Regions from separate parts of the Homo sapiens genome. Here region 2 is linked to region 1. Evidence: chromatin contacts called from ENCODE Hi-C data. All regions are on one chromosome and are shown on one strand. The core of a region is the stretch at or near the end of the contact, and the rest is flanking DNA. Distances in the headings are between cores, read along the strand shown. Region 1 holds the start of PACRGL (parkin coregulated like). Region 2 holds the start of TAPT1 (transmembrane anterior posterior transformation 1).

Region 1 (7,885 bases), core at 3,020-5,519:
ATGGCCTTGTAGTGTGTCTAGACAAAAGACTCTACGGCAACCTCATAGGTTCCCATGGTTTCTACAAGGTAGAAACCAACAGCTGAATTTCTTAGGCTTCAGATTGGAAGAATAGATTACCTCCTGGATAGTTAAGAGGAGATTGGAATTAGCTCTCAATGAGAACCTGGAATGAAAAACACATGAGCAATCTACAAGAATGAAGGATAAATGACTGAGGACCAGAAAGACCAAAGTACGTATATCCTAGCAGATGACAACAGAGGACCAGATGCCACACTCCTCCAAGCCTCATCCTCTCAACACAATTCCAAGGAGAGAAAGGGTAAAGACATTTGTAAAAGAAATTGAATACTACTATGAACCATAAAGGAAGTTGTTAATTGCACTGACTCTGTAGTCTGAGGTTCATACCCAATTCATGACCTTTACATTTGGATTGATTCTCCAACATCTAATAGTTTGTTGTACAAACAGTATGTACTCTCTAGCTATTTGACACATTTATTGACTTCATTCTATGTTTGCCCAACTGTCAGTGGCCATAGCTTTCTGTACTGTCCAATACAGTAGCCACTAGCCATCTGTGGTTATTGAATATTTGAAATGTGGCTAGTATGGATTTAAATGTGCTATACATGTAAAATACACACCAACTTTTGAAGACTTAGCACAAATAACAAGAATGTAAAATATCACATTAATAGTGTTTATATTTATTCCAAGTTGAAGTGATAATATTTTGGACATATTGGGTTAATAAAAATATACCACTAAAATTACTTTCACATGATTCTTTCCACCTTTAAAAAATATGCCTACTAGGCAATTTAAAATTGTATTATGTGACTTGCATCACTTTTCTATTGGACAATGCTACCTTATATGCTCACTCATGTTGATTTCATTTGCTTTCACCTGAGGAGCCATTATCACTGCTTAATTTGTTCCATGTGCAAGCGGACACTCAATGACTTTATAATGATGATGTCTAACATTTCCTGACAAAGTGTGCTTTGTCAAATTGTACAAATTTCTTGTATCACATTTCTCAATGATAGGACTTGGGAATAATCATTGGGAATGATTGCTTTGTCTGTAATTTGTACAAAAAGGCAGAGATTTTCTTTACAAGAATTAAGACAATATTTTCTTAAAAATGCTTGGTGACTTAAATGTAAGTAAATAAATAATGAATAATTTTTTCACAAGTCAATGAGAACCAGCACAATGAGAAAAAAAATCGTCCTGAGTGGTTTACTTTGGTTAGATTTATTACCTAACTCATAAGGTTATATAATATGGAGTAACAAAAATAGGGCAATTTGAAGAAATTTTATTTATAAAGGTACAGGGTACCACACAGACAGTGCAGTAACCTAGAGATAGTAGCCTCTGAGATTTTGTGCCTAGAACTGAAGTTTGCCATTTAGAAAGTTTTTTAGTCTATTTGGGCTGCTATAGTGAAATACCGTACATTGAGTAGCTTATAAACAACAGAAATTGATTTCTCATGGTTCTGGAGGCTGGAAAGTCCACATCGAAGTATCAACAGATTCAGTGTCTGGTAAGGGACTACTTTCTGGTTCACAGATGAAATTGTTTCACTGTGTCCTCACATAGTGGAAGGAGTGAGTGTTCTCTCTCAGGCCTCTATTATTAGGGCACTAATTCCATTCACGAGTGTTCCAACCCTATGACTTCATCGCCACCCAAAAGCCCCACCTCCAAATACCATCACCTTGGGAGTTAAAATTTCAATCTATGAATTTTGGAGGAACAGAAACAATCAGACTATAGCAGAAAGATGTGATCTTCACTTATGGGTATGACCAGCTTTAGGGAACCCCCTAAGGATAGGAGCAGGAGAATGAATACTCTGACTTCACTCTCCTCTAATTCTCTAATCTCCTATTAGTGTTCTTCAGTAGCCAAACCCAATCAGAAACCAGAGGGCACTGGAGCCTGGGTGATATAGTTTATGCTGATCAGCATCCCAGAGCAAATAACAGGACAAAGGGAAGAGTGTACCTATATGAGAGCAAACAGAAAATATATGGCATATTCTGTCTTTTCAGAATCATTTACTATATTGCTAGGCAAATAGGTCACCTTTTTTCCCTCATCCCATTCTCTCTTAAATAGAAAATTAAACCTTAAAACCTGAATAGAAGACAAAAGTCCACAATCAGTGCTCTGTTTCTCACATATTGTGAGCTTTCCTAGAAGGTATTACTCCTATCGCCCAACTCAGCGTCTACATATGCTGATGGCTCAAAAATCCATAGCTATGCCCAGTTCTCTTTCCTGCCCTCTAGATGAGCAGATCCAACAGCATGCTAGTTAGCTCCCCCTGGATGCCTCACAGGCTTGTCAAACCAGTGTATTCAAGAAAGCACCCACCACTTATTGCATAATATCCTGATAGAGTTGCAATGCCAAGGAGCATGTTTTCTGTTCATTTTCTAAAATGATGACAGAAAGTTTAGAAGAGGCTGTTTTAACTGTGATTAGGAGAAGCTTATACTAATTGTTATTATAAAGATCTGAAAAATCCGTGTCATCGTCCATGGTTCATACACCAACACATAGCATGAGACTTTTGCCACTTACGATGTCCTCCACGTTAGTCTTAATTTGCTTTCACCTGAATAATTGCACTAGCTAATACTTATTGAGTACTTCCTATGTGTCAGGTATTCAATTGTCCTCTTAAATTTAAGTCTCGCAATAACCCAATAATGAAGAGGAAATTGAGGCTTGTAGGAGTCGTCATCCACAAGGACTCATAGCTGATAAGGGGTGGTGAGTTTTAGATAGCTTAACTCCAGAACACATATGCTTGTCATTCCTCTGCGATACTGAATACAAATCATTCTTATAGTCCAGGGAGGAGGGGTTAAAAGGTCACGAACTAGGAGCTCTACTGAGTCTGACACTGGAGATGCTAGGAGTAAGGAAAATATAATAAGTCTTGAGGAAGCTGGAGATGAGAGATTATAAAGTAAAAGTAGCTGAAGATACAGGATATAAGATTTTTTTTTTTAAAAATTTCTTTTTCCTTTTAAAAACGTTAGTTAAGCATGCATTGCGCTAGGCATTGGGGATAGAAAAGCAATAAAGACAATTTCAGTCTAGTGAGAAAGATAGGTAAATACATTATAATAAATTTTAAAACTTAGATTTGTATGCAAGGTTCACAGAACATTAGAGAAATTAGACATAGACAGAATTTATTAATTCATTTTATTCATTCAGAAGACATTAGTTGAATACCCACTGCATTATGCTTGAAGCTGGAGAAATAAAAAGGGCAAAGTTAAAATCCTTATCCTGAGGAAACTCACAATCTAATGAAGATGCTTCTGGGGTGCTGGTCAAGTAGCAAGGATGGAGCTACAGGAGCACAGAAGGATTACACAGCCTCGAGTGCTCAGACAATGCCAATTTAGTGTTACCTAAGCAAAAAGTTAGGGCTTTGGGTTGGCAACAGTAGAGGATGCTAAAGAGGAGTGCAGTGGACAGGTCCAAAGGGCTTGGACTTAACTATGACAACCCAAATTGTTGCTGGTGGAATGCAATACAAGGGAATATGCATTTTCCTGCAGCATCAGTTTTGTTATGATGTGGAGCATAAAATCGTGCTTTTCACTATTAAATATTTTTACTATTAAAAATAATGTAGAGCACAAAATCGTGCTTTTTACTATTTAAATGCGGATATACTGTGAAGAATGCAATAGCATATGAGATTCATAAAATACGACAGGAAACGAATTTCCACAGCTAGGCTTATGATTTAGCCAGATAGAACAGGAAACTACAAGAAAATCCCACAGCTGGGCATGCAGATGGCTTCGGCTCTCACCCCTGAAGACTCGGGGGGAGGAGTTCACAGTCTTCAGTTCTCCGAGTATTGAGGGTAAGATAGCTGAGGAACAATGAGTATTAAGTGTGCGAGAAAAGCGTTTAGGAGTTAAGCACATGGACTGAAGAGAGGCTAGGGCGCAGGCGACTGGGAACCCGTCATCGTCCCTCTGCTCTCCGGACCTCTTATTCGAAAAACATCCTCCACCACGTGCCCCTTTGTCGCCAGAGACAGCGCCTGCAGTGCGTGAGCTGCCCCCTGAACTCCTGGCGCCTGGTTGCCTGGGCAACCCTCTTCTGGGGCGCCTCCGCGACCTCTTACCATTGGTTTAGACGACGCAGCGTGCGTCTGACGTCATTGCGCGGCGCGACCAGGTTCAGGGGCGGGCCGCGCGGAGCCTCATTTCCCCAAACGCAGGCGCTCGGTGGCGGTAGCCGCGGTTGTTGGCCGACCGAGTGCCGGTCATAAGCCCCCCCCGGTGGGGGGCAGCTGGTGTGCGGATCGCGGCGGGAGAGAGGCGCGGTAGGAACGGGTCCCCGGAGCCGTGAACCGCGGGTACAGGTGTCCTGTCTGCGCTCTCTGCCAAGCCGGCTTGCTTCCTGATCTGTTGCTAGGGCCGCTGGACCCCGTTGCTAAGGACCCTTGAGATCGTGAGCGCTTGGAGTGTACCCCTCCTTTCCTGGGGTAGAGGGTCAGTCGAGAGTAGCCTTCGTTAACCTTAATTGAAACTGGTAAACTCCTCCCTCGGCCCCTTTAAAAAATCTCTGTTTTTTCTTTATTTTTTTTCTGTGTCTTCCTCTTTTGCTGACTTTGATAGCATCCTGGCTCTGGACTGGTCTTTAAGTATCTAGAAGTGAGTGTAGGAGGGGTGGCTGGGAAGGTGGAAAATAGATTCTAAGACCCCTAAGCAGATTGTGCGACCCTAATACTGGCCCTTTGAATTTACTTTCTGGTAAAAAAGGGACTGGGATAAGTGACTATTGGGCTCTGGGTCTTTTAGAATTTGACAGAGCTTTACAAATGGAACATGGTTTCTTTAGTGGGGCTCTTACTTACACGTTTGGAACTTTCTAGACCTGGATTAGAAAGCAGGGCTCTGCTGACTGAGAATTGTTTTAGTTCAGTGGTCTTAAAGCTGAGTACGGGAGAAAGTACATACAGGGAAAGAAATAGGCTATATCAGCTGCCCAAACAATGATAGAAAGTACACTTTCCTACCATTGACACAGATACCGGCAGTCCCTTGTAGATAGATGACCTGTAGCAACCAAGGAAGCTTTAAGGGGAATGTGTGGGCTTCATAGGGTGGTTTGTTTGCTTTCTGATATTGTGACATAGTTTAGGTGTTCGAAGTTAAGTGGATTTATGGATTCTAATATCTATAATTAGAATGTTTATCTTGTTTTGTAAAAGAATGAGCGGTGACCTTGATAATATTTGTAACACAAAATAGTTCTTACAGGTTCGCTTCTCCCCATCACTGCCCCTTTACACCATCCTCTACATGTTATTTAATGAAAAACCACTTGAAAGGGTTACCAAGGATAAGATTTTTAAAGCTTGCTTTCACAAACAACTCATGCTCCAGGCTTGTCAGTGGCATGCTTCCAGGTGGATATTATTTTAAAAAATTGACTACATTTCCCGTCGTCCCTTGGTGTCCGTGGAGAATTGGCTCCAGGACTCCCTCCCTCCCCCCAGTCTCTTTCAGATACCCAAATCCACCCATGCCAAAGTCCTCCAGTCTGCTCTCCGTATCCGTGGTTGGGTCAAATCTATAGATGTGGAACCCGCATATACGGAGAGCCAACTGTAATTTGTCGTTAAGGTAAAGGATAAAAATTTTAAGTGAAAAAGCAATTGTTTTGGAAGGAAATTCTCTAATACAGGATTTTGAAAGGGGATGTAGACGTGTTTGCATTACTGTATGTTTAATGCTGAAAATTATATATTGTACATAAAAGTTGTCCTGTATACTCATAAACTGTAGAAGCTCGATTTTCTACCATGTTTAAAACTTTTTCAAATGAGTTTTGGTGACTTTTTGAACTCATTCAAAATATAATGCAACACCTCCCCATTAGTTTGTTACAGGAACAACTTTTTGACGTGAAGGAAGATAGAAATTTAGCCATAAAATTCCATCCAAAACTTCCACTGAATTGGTAGGTAGTATTGAAAAATGTGCATCATAATTTGATATGGCTGCCTGTGCCCTTGTTATGTTTGTGGGTACGCGTCTTTGCTGTGCATCGCTTTTATCTGTTGCAGCTGTTAACAATTGATGATCAAGAGAAATTGGACCTCAGCTGGTCTTCAAATTGATGTAGCCCAAGATGTTAAGCCAGATTTTTTAAAAATGACAAAACATGTGGTTTCACTATTAGTAATAGTAATACTGAAGAACACTTTGTACCATTGTAAAGAAAATTATAATAATAGCTAAGACTCATGTGGCCCTTACTGCATGCCTCCCATTATGGAAATGTTGTTTTACATATATTCTTACTAGTCTTCATCAACACTTAAAGTAGTTCCTGTAATTATGCCCAATTATAGAGTTGAGGAAACTGATGCATTTTTTTTTTCAATAGAAACTTGTGTTGTTCCCCCTCCAGGAGCTTCTCAAAACAGAAGTCAGGCACAATATTAAATACTTGTTGAATGATCACAGAAGTACAATAGTAGGTTAACATATTTAAAGCTTCTCTCAGCTTATTTTAGACTATTATCTGACAACTTTAATGAGATTTTAATTACCGTAGTATTAGAAAATGGCCCTGGGAATGGAGGTGAAGTGTGATACTGGGAAGTAAGTCATCTGCTGGTAGTGGGATGAGATAAATGAGATCAATGTACTAAATCAAGGAAATTGAAATTATTCAGTGTGCAGAAGCAAGCTTACATTTAGGTTATCTTTACATGGTATCAGACTTTAAGCTGGTACATCATGTTTGAGATATCTGGCTAAATTTTATAACATGGAGCTTTGTCCTCCTTTTGAGGATTTCTAACTTGTTAAGTGGATTAAAAGCATTTCATGTGAGGAATCATTTTAAAAAGTATCAGTGTTTATCCTGAAGAAGAAAAAATGAAGGAGTTAAGAGTTAATGCCATCAAATATTTGAAAAAGTGTCATTTGGAGGTGGAAGAGGACTTTACCTGTGTTGTCCTAAGGGAAGATCTTACACTATACTTGAGAGGCAGTCATTATTAAAGGCATTAAAATGAGACGTGTGCTAATAGAATAACTAGATTGTCGTGGAAGTGAGGGAACAGAGTAATCAAGTAGAAATAAGGACACAGGATAGAAATCAATGCCATAGAAATACACATTTGAGAAACCAAGATGAGGAAAGGCTTCATGGAAGTTGGGAATGAAGCTTGGCCTAAAAATACCAGTAGGCACTTGGGTATATGAGTGTGTGTGTGTGTGTGTGTGTGTGTGTGTGTGTTTGTGTGTGTGTATTTCTTGCTAGAGATACAATTGTAGAAATTGATTGGATTAGCTGGAAACCTTGGGGTATGAACTAGAGTCCTCCATTAGCAGAAAAAAAGCAACTGTGTAAGGGAAAAGTGAACCAGTATTCCCTGGGTGAGTAACTTGAGAGATAATTTCATTTGCACCTCCAGAAAACCTTGACAGGCTTTTATTTCCCTCTTTAAACAGGTCAGGAAGTCGAGGTTTAGGGAGGTTAAATAATCTGCCTAAATTCATAAATTTCATAATTGGTAGAACTGAGATGCAGACCCATATTTGAGCCCAAAGCTCTTTCTTTCTCATCACGTGTAGCATTGAGTGTAGGAAATGAAGGAAAAGGAGACAATGGTGATTCTAAGTTTTTCAGTCTGAGGACCAGAAAACTGGTGGTACCCTGGGTTAACAAGGGGTTCATAATAACTTCAGTGTGACAACCTCAGTTTTAGTTACATTCAGTTTAAGGAGCTTGTGATACATTGGGTAGGAGAGTTCATTATGTCACTGGAAAAGTAGAGCTTGATGTGCACATGTTAACA
Region 2 (7,885 bases), core at 1,810-4,309, 4.5 Mb before region 1:
GATCAATCTGCAGTTCTTGATAACCACTACATCCAGAGTTCAAGGCCAGTAACCACATATGCAACAAGGAAATACACAATGACCATTCTGAGAGAGCAAATAAAAACAGGAATGATGAGTGGGATTCCCAATTCTAACTATGTTAAAAGGTGTAAGTACTCGCATCTGAGACATGCGTCAGCCTATTGCCAGGCTAAATATAAGTCAGAACGGGAGTTCTGAGAACGAAGTGATGAGGAAAAGAAAGCTTAGACTTAATGGAGACACATGTTTAGTATAATACAATATAGAGCATATACAGCTATTCATACAGACAAATATACATATCTAGTTTCTAAACATATAAATCAACAAGGAGAGATATAAAACAAAAAATGAACCTCAGACACCACGTTTTATTTTATTCAGATGGAAAGAGTTTGGATAAGTACCTAATATGTACATTCATTTAGGGAATTCTAGGCTGTTGGGACTGATCAACAAATGTCTTACCTGTAGGAGCCCTAAATTCCTTGTGAGAAATGATAAAGGGAACTTTGGAACTGACTGATGGTTCAGCCACCAAGACACTAAGATTATGACTTTCAAAAAGAAAAGCCAAAGGTTGCCTTAACTTGCAGGGGGATCTAGATCTCAAGGGCAGTGGTGCTAGACTCTCAGAGGCACACAAGAATATAAAAAAATCAACAAGTAATACCTTAAGTCCGAGCATCTAGCCGTGGAGGACTAGTTTGATTCAGGGAGAAATGCTATCCAAATGACTCCAGGTGCTGCCACTCAAAGGCCCTCTGACCCAGGCCAGCTCCTAGGGAATCGTTTTTAAAAATTCTTAAAAGGAGGGGAAGGAAGGATTACAGAGCAGGGGAAGAGGGCAGCGCTAGACTTAGCAGCCTGGGCATTGAAGAAGGACTAAAATAATTGTTTCTAGTGGGGAAACCTCTAACAAATATGGTTATCGGAGCTACAGACTGGGTGCTAGCAGTGGCAGGAGCTATGTGACTAGCAGAGCAGGGACACCAGGGGAAAAGAAGGAGGGGCTTATGTGGAGGCTCAGAGAGAACACTGGCCAGTGGCTCCAGCTGAAATACTCCTGGAATTTGGAATTCTCACCTAAATCCTGATCGCCAAGGCTAGTGTGACTTGGTAAAGCAGGAGTGGCCACTGACATCTCCTCACACAAAATCAATGGAACTGGGGAAAGAACAAGGACTACCCCAACAGCTAAACCTGGAGGCATCTCCCTGATAATGACTTCCTGCAACTATGGGTTAAAAAAAATCCAGCCTTAAACATGGTGAACCATGTTGGTGAAGAATGGATACGTGGTATAATGAAGTCCATGGAAGTCCAGGTATCCAGTCCCAGAAAAAGCCAGGGAAGAAGTGTTAAGTGATACTGCAAGCTCAAGATCTGTGCTCATCAATAGGCTTCAAACAACTTCATTTCCTCTCCACGCAAACAACAAAAAAAGGCTTTTAAAATGGTGGCTTTCCTGCAACTGAGAAATGTTTTAAAGAAAGTATAGTGAAGCCTGGCTACATCTATCTCTATTTACAACAGAGTGCTTTTAATATTCAAGTCTAAGTAAGTAAACAGACAGTTGAGAGATTTGCTATTTTGTCTTACTGAGATCCTGCCAATGAAGAAAGTAAATACTCTTGAAAGCAAATGTTTAACTGAGAACTAAACCAAATAAAGTATGGTTGAGAATTTTTAAGTGGTTAATTGAAAAAGACCAAACAAGACCGTCTGTAATTTTCCAAAAATATAGACTGCTTCAAATAGAACCTACGTCCAGTTCTGGGAATCAGCAAATCAATTAGAATCGCATCTGATCAACTTTATGCCCCTTAAGTAGTTTTAAAATTTCAGTACTCAAGTACAATCAATGATGTAATCAGCCTCACAACTTAGTTATTTGCATGAACTTCAGGAAATAACGGCTAACACAGCCCCTTTTGGACAACAGAAGTAATTTTTTAGTTGGAAGAAATTTAATGGAGTTATGGTTCAGTTGCTGTTTACAGCTTGAGAATTAAAACGTTGGGTTCACTCTATATTCAAGAAGACATCCATCTCAAAACCTTTTTTCATTTAAAACTAATCTGTAACTGCAATATGAATACAAATGCAAGTTTTAAAAATTCTTTTAAAATGAGAATAAAAACCTACAGCTTATAGAAACTGTAACATTGTAACAATACGTTTAAAACTGGTCATTGAATGTAGGATTCATAAGTACACATTTTCTCATCTAGTAATTTTTTTGGCATAAGTTTCAGTTCAGGAAAAGTTCAGATGCAACATTTTATGGAGTGTTAAATATTTCTGTACTGGGCAAAACTACTGAACTTCATGGTCACTACCACACCGTCAGCTGTCTGTGAAAAATCTACTTGCAGGGCAAGTTAACAGGTTTCTATGGCTCAAGTTTGCTTAAAATACAGAACAAAAAAAGTCACCTTGGCATGAATATAATTAAGAAATCAGCCGTGTGCTTCTCACGTTTGGGCTCCGAGACGTGGGAGATGCCCGCTAACCTAAGACCTTCCGAGGGCGATGCAAGGACCCGGACAGAACTTTCCCGGCCGCAGACCCCTTCTAGGGCACACCTGGCCTGGCGCGGCCGCGGGGGCCTCGGGGCTGCGCGCGCAACCCGCCCGAGGAACTGTCAACGGCCGCGGAGCCTCGGCAGCCTCGGCGGCTCCGCGCGCCCACAGCCTGGGGAGCCCCGGGAGGCAACGGCAGCCGCGCGGCTCGGGGGCCGGGGTTCCAAGGCGCCCCCGCCGCCCTCGGTCCCCAGTCCGCCCCTCGGAGCCCGCCACGGCCTAGCGCCGCCCGCCTCACCTGTGCGGCCCCGGCGCCTCTCCCGCCGCCGGTCGCTCTCGTAGAAGCCCAGCGTCTCTGTGAGCTGAGGCGCCGGCGGGGGCCCCTGTCCGCCGCTGCCGCCCGGCTGCTCCGCCTCGCCGCGGCCGTCCCGCTGCGGGCCGTCCACGCCGCCACCGCCGCCTTCTCCCGGAGCGGCCGCGTCGCCGACGCCCGCCATGTTCCGAGCACAACAAACTGTCCCCGCCGCCTCCCTCCAGCCTCTGCCTCCGGCCGGCCCCCTCCCCGCCTCGCCCCGCCCCTCGCCGGAGCCCGAGCCGCCGCCGCCGCCGCCGCCATCCGCGGCCCGCCGACCGGCGCGAGCCATTGGCGTCAGCGACGCGTGTGAGGCCGCTGCCGCCGCCGCCGCCGCCACGGTAGCCGCCATCTTCTTCCTGCCCTCGCCGTGGCGGGCGACGGTTTCTCGCGCCGTGGCTGGCTCGGCCGGCCGGGGCACCGCGCCGGGCTCCATGCAGCCGGGCTGCGCGGTCCCGCAGAGCGGGCGCCTCCGGGGCTCGAGTCGGGGACCCGGCAGGAGCGGGCCGGGGATGGCGGCGGCGGGCGGCGGGTCGGCCGTGGAGCCCCGGAGAGGCGGCCGCCACCACCGCTGCCCGCAGTCTGCGAGGTGTCCGGCGGTCCGCTCAGGGCCTCTTTTGCAGACTCGGTGCCCGGAGTGCGCCGGCGCCGCCCGCCAGGTCTTGGCACTGCTGGCGCGGCCGCGGCGGCGGGGGCCCGGCTCCAGATCACCGACCCCCACGAGCGCCGGCCCTGCCTGCCCGCTATTTTGGTTCCATCTCTTCTGCATATTTATGCTTGCCTGTTACATTCCCTGGCCTCTGAGTGTCCTTTGGCAGTTTCCAAAGCATTTGGGCAAGAAGGAGCTTGGGCAGCTTCACAACAGGTGGGGACGCGCAGGGGAGGGGCCGCGGCCGGACCGGCAGAGTTTCAAGGGCTGGCGCGCCGGCGGACTTTCCACACTGTCTTTCGGGACTGGGGTTAGGAGACAGCCCTTGGCCACCACTGTGTCCTTACTTTGTCGCTTTACTTGGGGCTGGACCTCCCCTTTCCAGCTCTGGCGTGTGACCCCGCAACGAGCGTGGTGTCGAGACCACCACCAGCTGGGGCGGTGGGAGCGAAGGTGCCCCAGGCTCGGGGAAGGTGGAAACCTTTTCCCCGCTCCCCAAGTGATTGTTGCGCGCTCCGGTGAGGGGACAGTGGTACCTCGATTTCCCGTGTGCCAGCTTCGGGACTCAGCTGTGCTTTTGTGTCTCTTTGATTAGCAAAAGCAAAACGAATTCCTCCCCGAACACTAAGCTTCCTGGAAACTTCCCTAGACCTAAACTTGAGAACCGCATATAAATGGGCCTTGAGGGTTCTGTCGTCAGTAGCGGGTTACGTGATTGCAAACGAGCAAGTTTAAAACGGAGTGGGCTTTGGGCTGCAGAGCCGCCTGGCATTCTGACAGCTGAGCAGGAGGCAGAGGTGAGAGTCCAAGATGGACTAAAAATGTCCCAGCAGCTGGGAGCCCAACCTCGGCCCAACCTCGTTGAAAGGAGGAACATTCGGTGCAGCCGTCGGAACCTTATTATTTATGAAAGGGGACAGCTCACAGGATTACATTTTTCTAAGCCAATCCTGTGACCATCCTCCATGAAATTCTCTATTTTGGTTGCATGTGGTCAAAACTGAGCCTCACTGAAACAATTGAAAACAAATACTCCCGACAAATCTTAAGAATCGTTTTGAAAATCAAAAGGTGGGGAAAATGTTGTGGCTTCTGAGCTTTCTTCAGCCCATATTCTATTATTCTCTGATGTTTTATGGTGTAAAATCATACCCATTCCATTATGTATTGATTGTCAAGAAGGAAGTAGGCTTTTATTGCTATTTTTATGTCAGTTTCCATTTACTGTCTCACCACATTTATTGGGTTATTGCCTTTGCCTTTGACTCAACAGGAGCTGGAAGGGTAGGAATCCCAAATTCTGTTGCCTAAGGCAGCCAGTTGTCAGAATGGACTTTCCTCATTTTCTATTATGAGGCCTGAGGAAAGACATTCAGTTCCAAAGGCTGTGCCTATCCTTTTAAATAGAAGAGAGAGGGCCCGGCACGGTGGCTCACGCCTGTAATCCCAGCAGTTTGGGAGGCCGAAGGGGGCGAATCACGAGGTCAGGAGTTCCAGACCAGCCTGGCCAACATAGTGAAACCCCGTGTCTACTAAAGATACAAATATTAGCCGGGCGTAATGGCGGGCGCCTGTATTCCCAGCTACTCGGGAGGCTGAGGCAGGAGAATGGCTTGAATCCGGGAGGCGGAGGTTGCAGTGAACCGAACCGAGATCGCGTCGCTGGACTCCAGCCCGGGCGACAGAGTGAGACTCCGTCCCAAAAAAAAAAAAAAAAAAAAAAAAAAAAAAAAAAAAAAAAAAAAGAAAAGAAGAAGAGGAAGCAGCCGTGCCAAAAAAAAAAAAAAAAAGAAGAGGAAGCAGCCGTGCCGAGGCTAGGTACTGCCTAAAGAAGCGGGGGAACAAATTGGAAATGTGGGAATGCGAATGTGGGCAAGTTGAGGAACTTGTAGCTTCTCGTCGGTTGAATCTTTTCACTGAAGCTGCTTTATTATATCTGACATGTGAAACTACACAATTTCAAACAAACCCATATTGAAGTCAACATACAAAAAAGCATTTAAAAAACAACCATTAGTAAAAATAATTTTTTCAGTTAACGCTATTCTTCCCTTGTATAGGTGTTGATAATCATATAATCAAATAGCTTATTGCATATGGAGAGTTGTTTTCTTTGAGTTAATTCAACGTATTGCAACTTAGTTAGAATCCAGGAAAATAGTATTTTCAAATGTGTATTTGGAATCTTCAAAATACTAGGTTACAAATTACCTTAAGAGATATTTATGCAGCATAGAAGAACCAGCAGTTCTCAGAGGAAGATAAATAGTTAAAATATCATAATGCACTTTATATCAGTTGTAAAAAGAAAAATACAGGCTTAGATTTATGGTATTACCGTTAGAAAAACAATATGAGTATTTAAGAAACATAGCAACCCTAGCCATTAAATAGGCATCAAATAACATTCTGAATTAAGTTATAAGATAAAACCAAGATTTGGATGACAATGACAATATTGTCCATCATTGTTATCCAAATCCTGGTTTTATCTTATAACTGGTTTTAGGGGCAATTGTAGTGAATTGCCCCTAAAAGATGTTTGAAATTCGTTTCATACACTTTTCCTGAATCAACTTAAGTATTGATTTCACAAACAATAAGATGGTGTGCCGTAGCATGTCATCGCACTAGAAAGAAAAAAAGTACTCCACCAGTGGGAAATAATTTCAGCAGAGGAAAGTGATGAATATTGGATGTGTGTTTAGAAATCAGAGGTTGATAAAGTCTTAAGATTGCTATATGCACTATGAGGCTAATGTATTTTGAAAATTGCAAAACAATATTTTTTAAACAACAAAAATTTGGTGAGTAGCATACGCAGACTTCAAAAATAAATTGCGTAACTTCATATTTCAGTAATTAAAGATTTAACAATAGTGATTTTGTGGCTAAACAAAATATACTGAACCCATTATGTATAAACCATGGATTCAGAGCTCCAGAAAATTATCTTAATGAGGCATATAAACTCTTTTTGTTTAATGTCCACACCAAATCATTATGGTCTGCCATTTCATGAAATAACAAGTTTTAAAATAAGTGATGTTTTTTAGTTTGTATATCTATATTCTTTTCTACCAGGTATAGCACAGTGTAGTACAAGGGCCTACAGTTACAAGCCTTGGGAAAGATACTGTTTTGGCCACATATTTCAGCTATGTGACCCTGGAAAGAGGGTCTCAGAGGGCCACTGTGGCCCTCAGTGTCTTTTCATTGGTAAATTGGGGCAACATCTTTTGTATAATGAAAGCTGAAAAAAATAACGATTTTCCTTTTATTCTCCCTTCCTTTCATTTAGGCTGTAGTTTTCACTTTTTAACTACAAAGCAATTTATCTCTTGATAACACTTCTAGTGTATTGTCCCTAAAGTACTTTTGAAAGTAGTTCTGTACACTTTTCCTGAGTAATAAAAACATCACATATTTGCTAACTTGAAAGAATCCCGAGTCAGGAGATGGCCTGGATTCTCTCTGACCCTTCAACTAAAGTCTTTGACCAAAGGAGCACAGGTGACCCCTTTCTGCTTCATTTTCTGACCTGTAGAGTATTGGACTCAATGACCGATCCTCCCTTGTAGCTCCAAAATTCTGGGCTAAACTCCATGCACCTCCCTTCTGAGTTAAAAATAGTAGACAGGCCTGCATTATCAACATTTGTAGAAAAATATGAAATGCTTAGAGTCACTTTGTAATTGAGTCTAAGATTTGAATGCATAGAGTTCAAATGCAATACTTGTGTTGATAACACAACAAAGACATGTAAGTTTTTATGTACCTTTATGTTCTATGCATTAGTCCTTCATTCCTTGGCATGAGGAGAAGTGATGGTTTCTCAGTGACCTTCCAGAACTCTAAGGCTGTGTTTCTCACACCAGGCCTCAGGGTTTCTACATTTTGAACAAATTTCCAGTATTGTACCCATGCACACCTGAGTCTAAGAACTCTGCTGTAAGGTGACATTAAACAGCACCTGAAGTTATATTTGAGATGATTACTCAGTAATCAATGTACAGTTGATTTTCATAGTGTGGATTCAAGCACGGAATAGAGCACAGTTTTAATTAAATCTGTATTTCTCAGTTGAAACTTTATTTTAGCATTACATGACTTCTATTTCATGAATCATAAATGTCATGTTTCTTCACAAACTGTAGTTCTGAATTTAACTCATTCACCATTTTGTCGTCAAAAAGAAGAGTTGATGTTGTTGAAAGATCTAAACAGCTTTGCAGCTGATGTTCTAAAGAAATAAAATATACCACTGAACCCAGATCAAGCCTTTGCACTAAATTAATGTGAGTTTGAATTTCTGAGTTTCAGTAGTAATATTTT

Evidence for each region. Hi-C counts contacts between places; a loop is a spot of excess contacts on that map. Pooled maps may share reads with other maps.
Region 2: a loop to region 1 is called in a map of CD4-positive, alpha-beta memory T cell, with 18 times the contacts of the local background. The contact joins the promoter of TAPT1 here to the promoter of PACRGL in region 1. A Hi-C loop is called at or near these places in 2 of 168 maps with a recorded cell type or tissue (CD4-positive, alpha-beta memory T cell and naive thymus-derived CD4-positive, alpha-beta T cell) and 9 of 50 pooled maps.

The regions. Positions count from the first base shown.
Region 1 is chr4:20,696,189-20,704,073 of GRCh38, forward strand. It overlaps PACRGL (parkin coregulated like), which reads left to right and starts at 4,270. Exons shown (of 9, transcript NM_001258345.3): 1 at 4,270-4,599. RefSeq lists an enhancer at 4,383-4,502.
Region 2 is chr4:16,223,412-16,231,296 of GRCh38, forward strand. TAPT1 (transmembrane anterior posterior transformation 1) reads right to left here and starts at 3,060. Exons shown (of 14, transcript NM_153365.3): 1 at 2,848-3,060. The coding sequence starts at 3,046. TAPT1-AS1 (TAPT1 antisense RNA 1) reads left to right here and starts at 3,252. Exons shown (of 3, transcript NR_027697.1): 1 at 3,252-3,766. RefSeq lists silencers at 2,613-2,992, 3,103-3,152, 3,163-3,262, 3,273-3,342, 3,403-3,602 and an enhancer at 4,113-4,172.